Linked DNA regions of Homo sapiens: regions 2, 3 and 4 are each linked to region 1. A link is a loop called in an ENCODE intact Hi-C map of the cell type or tissue named here. Cell type or tissue: heart left ventricle. All regions are shown on one strand. Region 1 overlaps CPAMD8 (C3 and PZP like alpha-2-macroglobulin domain containing 8). Region 2 has its middle 16 kb from the start of CPAMD8. Region 3 overlaps SIN3B (SIN3 transcription regulator family member B). Region 4 has its middle 4.1 kb from the start of SIN3B.

Evidence for each region. A loop is a pair of places that touch in the nucleus more often than their neighbours do. Peaks named below come from ENCODE experiments on the same cell type or tissue, not always from the same donor. Only the 100,000 strongest peaks of a DNase experiment are listed, where the experiment ranks them.
Region 2: a loop joins it to region 1, with 2.9 times the contacts of the local background. A loop is called at or near these places in 7 of 110 quality-filtered maps.
Region 3: a loop joins it to region 1, with 2.3 times the contacts of the local background. A loop is called at or near these places in 25 of 110 quality-filtered maps.
Region 4: a loop joins it to region 1, with 3 times the contacts of the local background. A loop is called at or near these places in 25 of 110 quality-filtered maps.

The regions. Positions count from the first base shown.
Region 1 is chr19:16,898,611-16,901,110 of GRCh38, reverse strand. CPAMD8 (C3 and PZP like alpha-2-macroglobulin domain containing 8) reads left to right here. Exons shown (of 42, transcript NM_015692.5): 37 at 1,562-1,636. Among named protein-coding and RNA genes, the nearest start is that of F2RL3, 11 kb to the right of the region's middle. In heart left ventricle, a CTCF peak has its summit at 1,256 (motif pointing right); a DNase peak (open chromatin) is centred at 1,250.
Region 2 is chr19:17,041,180-17,043,679 of GRCh38, reverse strand. No RefSeq gene overlaps it. Among named protein-coding and RNA genes, the nearest start is that of CPAMD8, 16 kb to the right of the region's middle. In heart left ventricle, no CTCF peak of the experiment used is centred here; a DNase peak (open chromatin) is centred at 1,420; H3K27ac peaks cover 770 bases.
Region 3 is chr19:16,835,209-16,837,708 of GRCh38, reverse strand. All of the region lies in intron 3 of SIN3B (SIN3 transcription regulator family member B), which reads right to left. Among named protein-coding and RNA genes, the nearest start is that of SIN3B, 7.1 kb to the right of the region's middle. RefSeq lists an enhancer at 558-1,059. In heart left ventricle, no CTCF peak of the experiment used is centred here; a DNase peak (open chromatin) is centred at 1,430.
Region 4 is chr19:16,824,044-16,826,543 of GRCh38, reverse strand. No RefSeq gene overlaps it. Among named protein-coding and RNA genes, the nearest start is that of SIN3B, 4.1 kb to the left of the region's middle. RefSeq lists an enhancer at 537-1,214. In heart left ventricle, a CTCF peak has its summit at 1,268 (motif pointing right); a DNase peak (open chromatin) is centred at 1,116; H3K4me3 peaks cover 1,392 bases; H3K27ac peaks cover 1,463 bases.

The DNA.
Region 1 (2,500 bases):
AAAATGCTATGGGTATTCTTTTCTTCCCTCTCCCTCTCCCCCTCCCCCTTCCCCTCCCCCTCCCCTTTTACCCTGTTTCTCTTTCTTTTTTTTGACATAGTCTTGCTCTGTTGCCCAGGCTACAGTGTAATGATCTGATCTTGGCTCAAATTCCCAGTGGAGCCTTGAACTTCCAGGCTCAAGTAATCCTCCCACCTCAGCCTCCCGAGTAGCTGGGACTACAAGCATGCACTACCATGCCCTGCTAATTTTTGTATTTGTGGCAGAGACAGGGTTTCGCCATGTTGCCCAGGCTGGTCTCAAACTCCTGGGCTCAAGCAATCCTCCCGCCTCAGCCTCACAAAGTGCTGGGGTTACAGACATGAGCCACTATGCCCAGCCCCTTTTTTCCTCCCCTTTCTGGGCAAAAATGGCCCATCTGTCTACTGAGGAGTAGATGGGGTGAGGTGGGGGCTGCTCCAACAGGTGGATCTCCCATGCGGCCACTGTCACTATTATTATTATTATTATTATTTGAGATGGAGTTTTGCTCTTGTTGCCCAGGCTGTGCAATGGCACAATCTCAGCTCACTGCAACCTCCACCTCCCCGGTTCAAGCAATTCTCCTGCCTCAGTCTCCTAAGTAGCTGGGATTACAGGCATGCACCACCACGCCCAGCTAATTTTTTTGTATTGAGTAGAGATGGAGTTTCTCCATGTTGGTCAGGCTGGTCTCAAACTCCTGACCTCGGGTGATCAGCCCACCTCAGCCTTCCAAAGTGCTGGGATTACAGATGTGAGCCACAGCACCGGGCCCACTGTCACACTATTATAAATGCCACCTAGAACTTCAGCAAAGTTCCATGTGCTTTGGCCCTGGGTGGGGAGCCATGGGGTATTCTCAATCCACATTCTGCCGAGACCAGCTGTCACCCTCACAACCCTAAGACAGACCAGTGCCATGTCCCCATTTTGTACAGGAAGGAAGAGGGACATGGGGGTGGGGATTGCTGCCCGGCTCTGGCTGGGGGAGAAAGAGGACCAAGAAGCGAGGGTTTCAGGGACCAAAGGAGGTCTGCAGTGTGGGGAGGGTGGAACAGGAAAGCTGGGCCTATTGTCACCTCCCCTCCAAGGAGGCTGCACGGAGCACCAGGGGATGAGGATGTGGTCAATTCAGAGGCCTTGGAGTGGGTGTGGATTTTTTTAAATCAAAAACTGAAAAAAAAAAAAAAATCCCAGGCTGGGAGGGGAACTTGAACAGTGCAGCTGAGACACCAGCAGGCGGCAGGGCTCAGCCGGGCACCTCTTTGGCCACGGAGAAGCCTGACCTGGGCTTGGGGCTGGGTTGAGGGAGTGTATAGGGAGGCGAGGCAGGTGCTCCCAGCGGGGATAGCCATCCTTGAGCGTCCTCTCCTGGGTGCTGAGAGGCTGGCAGGGCCTGGGGAGCACTGACCAGCACCCAGACCCCAGCCCATGGTAACTTGTGGGCAAGTCCAAGCATCCCACTGACCACTGCCCCCAGGGGATGGGAGAGGAAGCAAGTAGAGAGTCTGAGGACCCTGACTTCTGGCTTCCTCTGCAGCTGCTCCTTGACAAGCACATGGGGATGAAGAGGTATGAAGTGGCTGGACGCCGAGTGCTCTTCTACTTTGATGAGGTACCACCAGCCGGGGTTGGTGGAGGAGGCTTCCCTGGTGTGCATGTTGGTGAGGGTGCACCGGTCACTGCCTGGTGTGGCTCCCTGCAAGTATCTTGTACCATAAAAAAGACACTGGGGCCGGGCATGGTGGCTCATGCCTGTAATCCCAGCACTTTGGGAAGCCGAGGTGGGAGGATCACTTGAGCTCAGGGGTTCGAGACCAGCCTGGGCAACATGGCGAGACCCCATCTTTACAAAAAATATAAAAAAGTGCCCAGGCCCTTTGGCTTACGCCTGCAATCCCATCACTTTGGGAGACTGAGGCAGGTGGATCACCTGAGATCAGGAGTTCAAGACCAGCCTGGCCAACATGACAGAACCCTGTCTCTACAAAAAACACAAAAATTAGCCAGGTGTGATGGCACGCTACTGTAATCCCAGCTATTTGGGAGGCTGAGGCAGGAGAGTCGTTTGAACCTGGGAGGCGGAGGTTGTGGTGACCTGAGATTGTGCCACTGCACTCCAGCTTGGGTGACAGAGCAAGACCTGCAAGACCTTGTCTAAAAAAAAACAAAAAAAAATAAGACACTGGGAGAATAAATTCCAGGCAGAGTTGGCCATGCTGACAGCTCTGTGCCCTCGGCTGATGGCAGTTGGTAGAAAAAGCAGGGAGGGGCCGCAGTGGATATTATCCATCTGTAGGAAGGAGCGAAGCATTGATCCATGCTACAGCATGGATGAACCTCAGAAACATGATGCTGAGTGAAAGAAGCCAGACACAAAAGGCCACAGAGTACATGATTCCATTGACATGAAATGCCCAGAACAGGCAAATCCGTAGAGTTGGAAAGATTTGTGGTTGCCAGGGGCTGGGGGAGTGGG
Region 2 (2,500 bases), 140 kb before region 1:
CTCTCCTCATCCTCTGTGGTTCTTTTTCCTCCTCTCTGTGCTGATGTGGAAGGTTCTGGTTCACATTTGTGTGAAAGACCCATTTGGTTTTCCTTTGGCTTTTATTTTTCCATTTTTGATTAATTTTGAGACAGGGTCTCACTCTGTTGCTCAGGCCAGAGTGCAATGGTGCAATCCTAGCTTACTTCAGCCTTGAACTCCTGGGCTGAAGCGATCCTCCTGTTTCAGCTTCCTGAGTAGCGGGGACTACAGGTGTGCACCACCACACTCAGCTAATTTTAAAAATATTTTTTAGTGATTGGGTCTCCCTCTATTGTTCACAGTGGTCTCAAACTCTTGGCCTCAAGTGATCCTCCTGACTCAGCTTCCCAAAGCATTGGGATTACAGGTGTGAGCCACTGCCTGGCCTTCTTGCTTTTTTACCTGTGAGCAAAAGATTCCTCAAGCAGGCTGCTTTCTTCCCCCCAGGAATCTCCCTATAACCTTTGCAGATGCCTTTTTTTTTTTTTTCGAGACAGAGTTTTTGCTCTTGTTGCCCAGGCTGGAGTGCAATGGTGTAACCTTGGCTCACTGCAACTTCTGCCTCCCAGGTTCAAGCGATTCTCCTGCCTCAGCCTCCTGAGTAGCTAGGATTACAGGCGCCCACTACCATGCCTGGCTAATTTTTTGTATTTTTAGTAGAGACAAGGTTTTGCCATGTTGGCCAGGCTGGTCTAGAACTCCTGAATTCAGGTGATTCTCCCGCCTCAGCCTCCCAAAGTGTTGGATTACAGGCGTGAGCCACCATGCCTGGCCTGCAGATGCTTTCTGATAAATCTGCGTGAGGCGTGGCGGTCTGAGTTGCAGTGAGTGAGAAATAGAAACATTTAATTCACAACAGAAGCCTGGTGCCTAGCTTTCTTTTTTCCTTTCCTTCCGTCCCTCCCTTTGTCTCTCTCTCTCTCTTTCTTGTTCGACAGGGTCTCACTCTGTCACCCAGGCTAGAGTGCAGTGGTACGATCATAGCTTGGTGCAGCCTCAAACTCCTAGGCTCAAGCTATCCTCCCACCTTAGCCTCCCAAGTAGCTGGGACTACAGGTGCAAACCACCATGGCCAGCTAATTTTTTAATTTTTATTTTTCATAGAGATGAGGTCTCACTATGTTGCCCAGGCTGGTCTCGAACTCCTGTCCTCAAAGTGATCCTCCCACCTCAGCCTCCCACAGTGCTGGGGTTCCAGGCGTGAGCCACCGCACCCGGCCTCTTGTGACTTTTAAAAGCATTTCATCACAGCATGGTATGGGAGTGTTCATTAAATGCATTTTGTCTCTTTTCCTCTTTTTGATTGATTAAAAATGACTCGTGTGTTCCTGCTGAAAAGGACCCCTGGAGGTGATCCAAACACCCCCCACACCCCGCTCCACGCACACAGGCGGCTCTGGCCAAGTCGCAGCCTCCAGAACCCACTCCACCCCTGCACTGTGTTTCCTCAACAACCAAGCCTGGGAACATTCCCAAAAGGGTCCAGGAAGCAGCTCACTCAGCAGATGTTTGGTGATTTCAGAAAACAAAAGGGTCGGCAGGTCACGTCCATCAGCTCCCTGAAGAGTCCTCCAGGATCACGCCTGCTGCGTGGCTTGGCACAGCCTGCATCACGACAACACGGACTTTCCATCTTTACTGTCCTTTTGATCACTTCTGCAGGGGGATAGCTCAACTTACAAACCACGTAAATATTTTCCTTTCGGCACCAAACTTTCCCCTGGGGAGCTGGAAGCCCAGCTGGGGTCTTTTTGTCTCTGGCCTCCGGGTCCAGGGCTGACCTGGGATAGGAGCATTTGTACCAGCCTCCCGGAGTTGCAGTGAGAGGTACCGGCAGGTTTCAGGGACAGGAGGCTGTTAGGACTGCCACCCACCACATCTGGTGTGAGGGACCACAGGATGGAAGAAGGCAGATATGCGGAGTTCTGAGGCAGGTTATGTGGGCCCTTGGAGTTGCTGAACCAAAGTACACCTGCAATCATAAAGCCAATTAAGATGTTTGTTAAAGAGGCTGGGCATGGGGCCGGGCACGGTGGTTCACGCCTATAATCCCAGCACTTTAGGAGGCCGAGGTGGGTGGATCACGAGGTCAGGAGATGGAGACCATCCTGGCTAACACGGTGAAACCCCATCTCTACTTAAAAAATACAACAAAAATTAGCCGGGTGTGGTGGCGGGCGGCTGTAGTCCCAGCTACTCAGGAGGGTGAGGCAGGAGAATGGCGTGAACCCGGGAGGCGGAGCTTGCAGTGAGCCGAGATTGCGCCACTGACTCTGCCTCAAAAAAAAAAAAAAAAAAGAGGCTGGGCATGGTGGCTCACACCTGTAATCCCAGCACTTTGGGAGGCCGAGGCAGGTGGATCACTTGAGGCCAGGAGTTCAAGACCAGCCTGGCCAACATGGTGAAACTCTGTCTCCAGTAAAATACAAAAATTAACCGGTGTGGTGGTGCATGCCTGTGATCCCATCTACTCAGGAGG
Region 3 (2,500 bases), 63 kb after region 1:
ACCAGTCACTCTGTCCCCATCACTCAGGGCACTTCTCTGGTCCTTATCACTGTCCACTCCGTCCCCATCACTCGGGGGATCCCTCTCCAGTCCTTGTTACCATCCACTCTGTCCTCATCACTGTCTACTCAGTCCCCATCACTTGGGGACTGTCTCTGGTCCTTGTCACCATCCACTCTGTCGCCATTGCTGTCCACCTCTGTCCCCATCACTCGGGAGGCCTTCCCTACTCCTTGTTACCATCCATTCTGTCCTCATCACTTGGGAATTGTCTCTGGTCCTTGTCACCATCCTCTCTGTTCCCATCACTTGGGACCCTCTCTGGTCCTTGTCACCATCCACTCTGTTTCCATCACTGTCTACCCCGCCTCCATCACTTGGGGCCCCTCCCTGGTCTCCCAGGGGCCTCCTGACCCCTCATTCTCAGCACAGCAGCAGAACCGCCTCCCAGAACCATCCAGTGGTTCTCACGCTCCTGGCTCCCTCTCCCCCTTCTCTCCTTCAGCTCCTGACCCTGCCGTTCTCCTTGGCTGTTCCTCAAGCACACCCACTCACTCTCACCTCAGGCCATCACTCCCCACCAGGAACAGTCCCTCATGAAACAGGTCCTGCCCACAGCAACCTCCTCCCACCCTTCCCTGGCCTGCTCCATCCTCTCTCTGCCCTCTCCCATGCGCCACCCGCATCTGCCCATCTGTTTCTCATCGGACCCCCCACCTTGACTGTGCAGGAACCCTGAAAGCAGGGCCTCTGAATAAACCCCAGGGCCTGGCTCGGAGAAGGGGTCACCGCCTGCTCCATGAGCCAAGAAGATACAAACACAAGAATCGACTTGTTGACAACTAGCGGGACTTCCCCCAGAGAACAGCCAGGGGGCTCCCTTTGAATGTCGAGGGGCTGCTTAAGTTAGGAGCTGCACGTTAAGGGGTTATCTCTGTCTCTGTCCAAGCCAGCTGTCATCTTCCACGAGGCAGGGTCTGCCCTGAAGAGGACCCGCTAGCTGAGAGCGGCCATGTTCCCACCAGCATCCAGTTTCTCATTCCTGCACCATGCACTGCTCCCTGGCGACGTTCCAGAAGGTGGATACAGTCATGAACAAGACAGTGCAGGGCCCACCTCATCTTAAGGACTCACCGTCAACCAAGGAAGGAAAACCAATAAGAAACAATGCATTCTGAACTTCTTTTCCTAGCCGTTTTGAAATACATAACCCAGGGTGGTGTAAGAATGACACAGGGTAGGGACTAGGGGGCTCTCTGTGGAGCTGACATTACAACCAAGGCCTGAATTACCAGACAGTAAATGATGCTGACTCAGGAGGCCAAGGCAAGGCTCCAGTAAGAAGCTGTTCCTTCCTCCAAATTCCCCAGGTCGTCACTGGCCACACACCACGGCCTGTGTCTGTCTTCCCCTTTAGACTCGTGTTCTCAACCTGAGCAACTCTGCCACCCAGGGGACACTCGGCAACACGGGAGACACTTTAGGTTATCACATCTAGAAGCATCTGGTGGGTGGAGGCCAGGGAGGCTGCTCAAATACCCTTCAGTGTGCAGGACGGCACCTCGCCATAAAGAACAGTCTGGCCCCCAAAGCTGAAGACACCCTGCGCCAAAGGCTGCCCGAGGCTGGGACTCTCTTATTCACCTTCCTTACCACCTATGGGCCACTCCCTACTTGTCAGTAGCTGGCAGGCTTTGTGATAAAATTGGGGGGGGAAAAAGATACTTCAAAACAGTCAAACTAGAAAAACTAAGCAACAGAGAATACTGGCCAGGCGTGGTGGGTCACACCTGTAATCCCAAAACTTTGGGAGGCCAAGGCAGGAGGATCACTTGAGTCCAGCCTGGACAACATGGTGAAACCCTGTCTCTGTTTTAAAAATGTAAAAAAGGCCAGGCACAGTGGCTAACGCCTGTAATCTCAACACTTTGGGAGGCTGAGGTGGGGGATCACTTGAGGTCAGGGGTTCGAGACCAGCCTGGCCAACATGGTGAAAACCTGTCTCTACTAAAAATACAAAAATTAGCTGGGTGTGGTGGCACATGCCTGTAATAGCAGCTACTTGGGAGGCTGAGGCAGGAGAATGACTTGAACCTCAGAGGCGGAGGCTGCAGTGAGCTGAGATCACGCCATTGTACTCTAGCCTGGGTGACAGTGAAATGGTGTCTCAAAATTAAAAAATAATTCAATTAAAGTAAAAAAAAAAAAAAAAAGAACTTTGGGAGGCCGAGGTGGGCAGATCATGAGGTCAGGGGATTTCGAAACCAGCCTGACCAACATGGTGAAATCCCATCTCTACTAAAAATACAAAAATTAGCTGATAGTGGTGGCAGGCACCTGTAATCCCAGCTACTCAGGAGGCTGAGGCAGGAGAATCACTTGAACCCGGGAGGCAGAGGATGCAGCGAGCCAAGATCGTGCCATTGCACTCCAGCCTGGGCAACACAGCGAGACTCTGTCTCAAAAAAAAAAAAAAAAAAGATGGCCAGGTGCAGTGGCT
Region 4 (2,500 bases), 75 kb after region 1:
AAAAAAAGAAAGAAAAGAGACATTCATTTTACTCTTCAATCTGCAATTTGGGCAGGCTTGGGAGGAATAACTCAACCTTGGCATCAGCTGGGTGGCTCAAAGTCTGGGGGCTGGAATCACCTGAATGTTTGCTCACACATATGTATGTCAGTTGCTACAGGCTACAGGCCGAGACCCTCGCTGGGGCCGTTGCTTGGAATACCTACATGTGGTCTCCTTGCAGCCTGAGCTTCTTCACAACTACCGTTCTAAGAACAAGTGAGCGTGTGAGCCAGGTGGGAATCATATCATCTTTTCTTTTTCTTCTTCCTCTTCCTCTTCTTCTTCCTCTTCTCCTTCTCCTTCTTCTTCTTCCGGAGATGGCAGGGGTTGGGGTGGGACTCAGGGTCTCAGGCTGGCCCAGGCTGGCCTCAAACTCCTGGACTCAAAGGATCCTCCCACGTCAATCTGTTGAGTAGCTGGGACTACAGGCATGCATCACTGCACCCAGCTCCCATATTACCTTTTCTCACCCAGACTCGGAAGTCACGCAGAATCATTTCCATTGCATTCTTTCCATACAGGCTGTTACAAAGTTTTTCCTAAATTCAAGAGGAGGGCAAATGGCCAAGAGTATCATGTGGGACAGGAAATATGTTGTGGCTATTTTTGGAAAATACCACCTGTTACCTAGGGAAACCTAACCCAGTCTTGCAGGAGATGAGGGAGGCTTCCCAGAGGAGGTGGCATTCTAGCTGAGATCTGAAGAATGCGTAGGCATTCATCATGAGAAAAATCACGAACAGCTGTGATTTTTGAGGTGGGAGACAGCATGGTACATTTCAAGAGTTTTTTTTTTTTTAAGACGAGTTTCCCAGGCTGCAGAGAGGGAGGGGAAGAAAGAGAGTACAAGATAATCCCGGAGCAGCCAGAGGAGCGGAACACACAGCACCTTATGCACTGAGTTCAGGCTTTAGCATTCACGCTGGTGGAAACCATCCAAGGGCTTTGAGCGGAGGAGCTGCAAGTTCAGGTTTGCATTTGAAAGTGATCACTCTGGCTGCTCTGCAGGAAAGTGATTGGAGCGGAGCCAGGGAGGGTGGAGGGAGGCTGTTTCATCATTTAGGCAAAGGACGATGGTGGCTTAGACCAGGATGGGAGCAGTGGAAGTAGAGAGCGGTGGGTGGAAGGGAGTGGTATTTAGAAAGTAAAGCATGGAAGATTTGTGGCTCCCAGCCAGGAAGAGCAGCGAAGGCAGACTGAACACTCTGTGGCCACCAGATGTCTGGACAGTCCGTTTCTTACCAAAGCCTCCCAGTGTTACAGGAAATGGGTCCCGATCCAGACCCCCCAGAGAGGGTTTTTGGATTTCACGCAAGAAAGAATTCAGGGAGAGTCTGTAAAGTGAAAGCAAGTTTATAAGGAAAATAAAGGAACAAAGAATGGCTACTCCACAGACAGAGCAGCCCCGAGGGCCGCTTATTCCCCATTTTTATGATTTATTTCTTGATGATATGCTAAACAAGGGGTGGATTATTCATGCCTCCTCTTTTTAGACCATAGAGGGTAACTTCCTGACGTTGCCATGGCATTTCTAAACTGTCTTGGCGCTGGTGGGAGTGTAGCAGTGAGGACCACCAGAGGTCATTTTGATTTGGGTAGATTTTGGCCGGCTTCTTTACTGCAACCTGTTTTATCAGCAAGGTCTTTATGACCCGTATGTTGTGCTGACCTCCTATCTCATCCTGTGACTAAGAATGCTTTAACCATCTGGGAATGCAGTGCAGTAGGTCTTAGTCTTATTTTACCCAGCCCCTATTCAAGTCGGGGTTCCTCTGGTTCAAACACCTCTGACACTGTTACGGGAAAGGGGTCCCAATCCAGACCCCAAGAGAGGGTTCTTGGATCTCACGCAAGAAAGAATTCAGGGCCAGTCCATACAGTAAACTGAAAGTAAGTTTATTAGGAAAGTAAAGGACTAAAGAATGGCTACTCCATAGACAGAGCAGCCCCCAGGGCTGCTGGTTGCCCTTTTTCTTAGACAGAGTCTCGTTCTGTCGCCCAGGCTGGAGTGCAGTGGCGCCATCGTGGCTCACTGCAAGCTCCGCCTCCCAGGTTCATGCCATTCTCCTGCCTCAGCCTCCCGAGTAGCTGGGACTACAGGCGCCTGCCACCACACCTGGCTAATTTTTTTTGTATTTTTAGTAGAGATGGGGTTTCACCATGTTAGCCAGGATGGTCTTGATCTCCTGACCTCGTGATCCGCCCACCTTGGCCTCCCAAAATGCTGGGATTACAGGTGTGAGCCACAGCGCCTGGCCGCCCATTTTAATGGTTATTTCCTTTTGAGACGAAGTCTTACTCTGTCGCCCAGGCTAGAGTGCAGTGGCGCGATTGCAGCTCACTGCAACCTCTGCCTTCCAGGTTCAAGCGATTCTCCTACCTCAGCCTCCCAAGTAGCTGGGATTACAGGTGCGTGCCACCACGCCTGGCTAATTTTTGTATTTTTAGTATTAGAGAC